2 separate regions of the Homo sapiens genome follow, and region 2 is linked to region 1. The links are chromatin contacts, found by Hi-C or POLR2A ChIA-PET in ENCODE. All regions are on one chromosome and are shown on one strand. Each heading gives the region's core, a stretch centred on a gene start or an enhancer-like site at or near the end of the contact. The rest is flanking DNA. Distances are from core to core; before and after follow the strand shown.

Region 1 (2,700 bases), core at 100-2,599:
TTTAGGCCTGGGGATGCTGGGCTGGCGGCTGCGAGGGAAGAGCAGTCAGGAGCAGGAACCACTGCCTGGACTGGACGCCTCAGGGACCTCTCCATGGAAGAATTGAACAAATGAGGTGACAATGTGGGGGCCATCGCCATCATCTCCTTGTGACTGGCTGCGGTGGCTTGGGTTCTCCAGAAGCAGAAGCAGCATTAGGGGTGCAGACGGCACACTGGGGGGTTTACACCTGTGACAAGAGGAGGAGGCCGCTGGGTCCTCCAACTACAGCTCGGTCCCACCTCCTCTCCACCAGCCCCATGGGCGCTGCCAGCAGGGACTGCCCTTCTGAGGAGCCAGGGTTGGGGAAGGGTGCAGAGATGCCCGGCCCTGTGCCCCAACCTCACCTGGGTGTGACCAGAGTAGCACGTACCTCCAGAAGAGGCTGGAGCTCAGGGGCACCCACCATGCTCCCAAACTACCTCTACAAAAACGAACAAAAAACTGCAGTGCACCTCTGTTGAGCGATATGATCTGATTGAAATATTTGTCACGCAGCACGCCCTCTTTCTGTGCCAAGAATCGCCACGTGCATGTCCCTTTTTTACTGTAATATTTATTTTATTTTCTTGGTTTTTTTTAACTGGTATGATAAATATAAAATTCAATAAAAGAAAAGCTTTACTGCATGCGTTTTTTCTATCCCTTATTTTATCCCATGGTTATTAATGATTGTCATATAGAAGGGTGTCATTAATCGGATTTCCCTGACACCTGACACACTTGCCAACTGGTTCCATTTCATTTTTTCTACAGAAACAGAAGTGAAAAGGTCTTGAAAATTATCTGACTTTTCACAGCTTCTTTCATTCTTTCTAGTCCTTTCTTCAAAGATAACTGAAGGTGACTGGTGATTGTTGAGGACTCTGGATGAGAAAGCTGCTTTGTTTTTCCTGAGTGTGTTCTGTGGGTATCCCTCCCGCTAAGAGACTCAGCGTAGGAAAGTCTGCGTCTCACAGGAGGCCGATAGAGGCGGAAGCTTCCCTGTTTCTCTTTGTCAAAGAAACCCCTTTAGGGTGTCTTTAAATTACCATTTCCCCAAGTGCATTTCAGAGTCAGATTTATAATAACATAATAATTTATGTAGATACAGCTTGTTAAGACTACTTCTACTGCCAAAAAAAAATTAAAAAATCACAGAACACCTCTATTTGATTATGTGATCTAATTTAAATATTTGTGAATGTTTGATGAGGCCCAGTCATGCAAATGCCTCTTACTGTACTGAGAATCACCATGTACAGTTTCTCTAAGGTGGGGCTCCCGCCTTCCTGCCAGGAGACCTTAAGCTTCTTGAGAGCAGGGCCTGGGGCTTTTCTGCCACTTAGAAGGGACTGGTACGCAGTAGGTGCTGGGTCACCTTCCACGCGGACCCTCGGACCCTTGTCAAATCACTGGGCATGTCTCTGCTCCTCCCTCCCTTTGCCTGTTGTCAGAGCCTCACTGTGGCCTTGCTTGTTTCAGGAAGTTGCTGCACCCCGCGAGCCAGCAAGGACAGCTGCGGGGGCCCCAGCTCATCCCTCAGAGCTGCGGATACAAAGTCTGTGTATCCTTCACAGAAAGAGCGCAGTCTTGGAGCTGCGTGTGCACCTCGCTGTTACTAGCATGCTGGCCGAGTGCCTGGCTGAGCGGTCTGCCTGGGAGCAAAACTCCTGCTCCCCGAGTCCTCACTCACCCCACCTTTAGAAATACGCTCAGCCCTTCCTTGCCCTTCGCATGCTGTGGAATAGGCAGGGCCAGCTTTAGTCCACCTGGAGCTTCGTAAGCTTCTCCGTGTGTTGACATCATTTGTTTCTGGGACTTTCTGTTAAAAAGAAAGTTTTAGGAATTGAGTGTTAGCCTCTTAAGCTTTCTTTTTTGCTTCCTTAAGCTTAAAAAAATCATCCTGTCACGTTCATTCCCTTTTTCTGCATTGAAATCAGATCATCAAAATTACTGTTGGCCCCACTGTGCCTCCAGCTGTGTGCGTACCCCCACCCAGCTGATGCCACGTACCCACCTGAGAGGGTGGGGGCTGCACTTGGAGGCGAGGGAAGCCTGGTGTCAAGCTCATTTGTCTCCACCTGCGTGAACTGCTCCTGCAGCTCCAGCCTCTAGCTTCGTCCACCTTCTGGTTTGGGTTTTTAAACTATTGTCTCTTTCTGAGCCTATCATTGACCTGATTCTTGTCACCTTTCACTCAGATCCATGCACTTACTATCTGATAGCCTTGTTCTATTTCCTAGATTTTTTCTTCCACTGCCTTTCTCTCAATGTACGCTCATTTCTTGGAAGAGTTTGATGTTGACTGTTTGCTGTGAAACTAGCTCTGAACAAAGTTCACTGTGGCAATTGAAACAGTTGTTTAAAGCAACTTTTCTTTGAAAGATGCACAGCTTCTGATACCGGCCTCCCGCACTGCTATAAAATGCCCAGGTTAACACTGAACAACGTGAGCCACTGGACTGACCACCACGTCCCCGCTGCGGACTCCCGGCCTAGACTTCACAGTGCCTTTGTGAACGCTTCAGGGCCACACGTGGCATTCAGGTTTCCAAATCTGTTTTAGTTTGCAACATCTTTTATGTAGTTTCTTAGGGAAAAAAAAAAAGATTCTCTAGATTTTCTGTCCAATAGTTTCTTTCTGAGATTACAAAAAAAAAAATGTATTGTTCCTTCATC
Region 2 (2,700 bases), core at 95-2,594, 170 kb before region 1:
CCGGCTACTTTTTTTTGTATGTTTTTTTTAGTAGAGATGGGGTTTCACCATATTAGCCAGGATGCTCTTGAACTCCTGACCTCATGATCCGCCCGCCTCGGCCTCCCAAAGTGCTGGGATTACAGGCGTGAGCCACCGCGCTGGGCCTAAACACTTATTTTTTAACACTATTGTCCCAGGCACTGTACTAGGTGCCAAGAAAACAAAAATGAACACAGAAAAAATATATACTCAAGTTATTCATGGTCTAGAGAAAAAGACAGACGTACGTGAATTCTTAGGCAATATGTGCCTGATACATCAACACACATAAGCGTGTGATAAACCACAGGGAGACTTGGGAAGGCTTCACGAAGGAGGGTGCCTGAGAGCTGAGGGCTCCATCCGAATTTCAGCCTCCAGGTGGTTCCCCGACTCCTTTCCCCACAGCTCTGGGCTGGAGTTGACAGATGGGTCGGTCAGCTAGCGTGGGCGAGACCATAGTCTCCACCTCACTGTCCAGTGGCCAGGGACCCGCTAGAGGGAGCCAGATGATTGTGGGAGAAGCAGGCCTTGCCACAGCCTCTTTGGTGTGGTGAGAAAATGTTTCTGTTTTAACAAAGTTGTACCCAACTCCTAAGCGTCACACATATAATCCTGCAGATCCGAATCCTACCAATCAGCAGGCACGGGTTCATCTCTACATCAGCTTCCCTTATTTGATGTACGGATGAACCCCACACTTGCTAATAGTACCTGAGTGTGGGCAACACTTCCAGATCTTTCCATAAAATTCAGCACAAGGGCCCTCATGGGTAAGGTGGCTTCCTCATTTGAATACAGATTCTCACATTGACATGGCCCTACCTCTGAGGATGACTTTTGAAGGACACAACAAGCCTCTGAGGCCTGTCACTGAATTCCTGTTATTTCAGAACACAGGGTTTTTGTGTGTGTCTTCTTCCTCCCCTGCCATGTTTCAGGGAAAGGGAATTCAACGTAAAGGGGCCCTTTGCAAAACATACCTTGCAGATGGACCCATCAGAACTGCCTAGGTCTTCCATTTGGGGGCCGGTTCCCAGGCTGACAGATCTGTGACTCTGTAAATGAGTAAGAACCTGAATGTGTCACAGAAAATTCTTCCTGGTCCATAGACTGAATGAAGCAAATGTGAGGTGTGGTTGATCATCATGAAGTTTCTAAGAGTAAAAGAGAGAAAGCAAAAAAGTACATCTTGTTCTCTTCAGCTCAGTGGCTGGATTTAAATTCAGTCTCCACATAAAACTTCAGAAACGGCCCCTGCCCTAGGACAATGGCCAAAATAACAAATAGCTGAAAATCTCCTTTCACTCTGAAGGCCAGTCCTTTCCCCCTGGGCAGCCCCCTCTCCTTCGGAGTGGGGAGGCAAACCTCCCGGTTGGACTGGAACTCCCGGGGCGTTCAACAGCAACGGGGCGGCCTGCTCCCACTTGCTTTGTCCCCAGGGTTTCAACCCTCTCAACAGTTTCTTCTCGTTGCTTCTGTGACTGTTTTTTTTGTTTTTTTTTCTGCCCTGTCCTACCTCTGTGACTGTTTTCTGCCACCTTTGTTAATCCTTCCCCTTGCCAGCTCCAATTTTAAGTGTCCCCTGAGACTGGTAACTCACTGCTTTGTGCCAGGAGGTTCCTTGGCTCCAATCAGGGGTTCCTGACAACTCCCACATTCCAAGCTGGACCCCTCCTCAGCAGGTCCCACCCCACACAAGCTCTCTTCTTCAAACCGGCTGGCTTCCCCAGCCCCTAGCCCTCTGAGGCCATCACCCTTTCATAGGCATCTGTGTGTGTTTGTCAGAGCTGTAAAGAACCACAAACCAGGGGGCCTAAGATCTCGGAAACTTTATACTTTCACGGTTCTGGAGGCAAGAAGTTTGCGAGCAAGGTGCTGGCGGAGTTGGAGCCTCTGAGGGCTTCTAGTGGTTTGCTAGCCATCTTTGTGTTTGCCATCTCTGCCTTCATCTTCACATGTTCTCCGTGTGTGTCCATGTCTCCAAATTTCTCCTTTCCGTAAGGACACCAGTCATATTGGATTAAGGCCCACCCTAACGCTTCATTTTTACTTGATTACTTCTGTAAAGACACTGTCTCCAAATAAGGTCACATTTTCAAGAACTGCTTTGAACTTCAACATAGAAACTTTCTTTTTCGAGGAAAAGAGAATCAGGATTCAACCCAGAACAACACCCAAGCAAGAAGCCTGAGACAGAGCTTTGTGTCTTCCTGCTCCCTAATGCCAGCCTTAGCCAAGCCTCCCTGTATCTCCCACGCCCACTCCCCAGCCTGCACCTTCACCTCCAGGGGGCCTCTGTCTACTGACCTGTCTTTCCCCAGCCAATCCTCTGCAAAGTGCTGCAGTCCCCAAACCATAAAGAACCAGTTTTGTTACATTGCTATGGTTGCTCAAGGACAGACATTGGCTCCCTAGCACTGTGGAAGGCAAGTCAGAAGCCTCTGCCTCCCCTGAACCCCTCCCGTCCTACCTGGGAGGGAACCACACTCAGGAGCTAGACAGTTCTCAGGAGCCTCATGGCAACTGCTCACATCTGAGTCCCAGCTGGAGTTCAACCTAAGTCTCCCTTCTTCAGTGACACCCTCCTGATGCTTAACTGTGCTTTCTTAGAGCTTTACCAGCGCTGCAACAGAGGCCTGATAGCTCTGTGCTTAGTGATTTTGCTGTCTCGTGCCT

What was found. Hi-C counts contacts between places; a loop is a spot of excess contacts on that map. ChIA-PET counts read pairs that join two places held with the same protein, here RNA polymerase II (POLR2A). Pooled maps may share reads with other maps.
Region 2: a loop to region 1 is called in a map of HepG2, with 10 times the contacts of the local background. The contact joins two enhancer-like sites. A Hi-C loop is called at or near these places in 10 of 168 maps with a recorded cell type or tissue (HepG2, MCF 10A, PC-3 and 4 more), 1 of 37 single-sample maps with no recorded cell type and 13 of 50 pooled maps. POLR2A ChIA-PET finds 5 or more read pairs at or near these places in 4 of 52 experiments (A549, CD4-positive, alpha-beta T cell, OCI-LY7 and 1 more).

Annotation. Positions count from the first base shown.
Region 1 is chr6:359,554-362,253 of GRCh38, forward strand. No RefSeq gene overlaps it. Among named protein-coding and RNA genes, the nearest start is that of IRF4, 31 kb to the right of the region's middle. RefSeq lists a silencer at 1,540-1,732 and an enhancer at 1,588-2,087. Within about 2 kb of position 1,350, at least 2 of the 41 ENCODE cell types and tissues checked have a DNase peak (open chromatin) inside an H3K27ac peak, as active enhancers do.
Region 2 is chr6:188,472-191,171 of GRCh38, forward strand. It overlaps LINC03066 (long intergenic non-protein coding RNA 3066), which reads right to left. Exons shown (of 8, transcript NR_126020.1): 3 at 1,005-1,178. Among named protein-coding and RNA genes, the nearest start is that of LIRIL2R, 9.4 kb to the left of the region's middle. RefSeq lists an enhancer at 838-897. Within about 2 kb of position 1,345, at least 3 of the 41 ENCODE cell types and tissues checked have a DNase peak (open chromatin) inside an H3K27ac peak, as active enhancers do.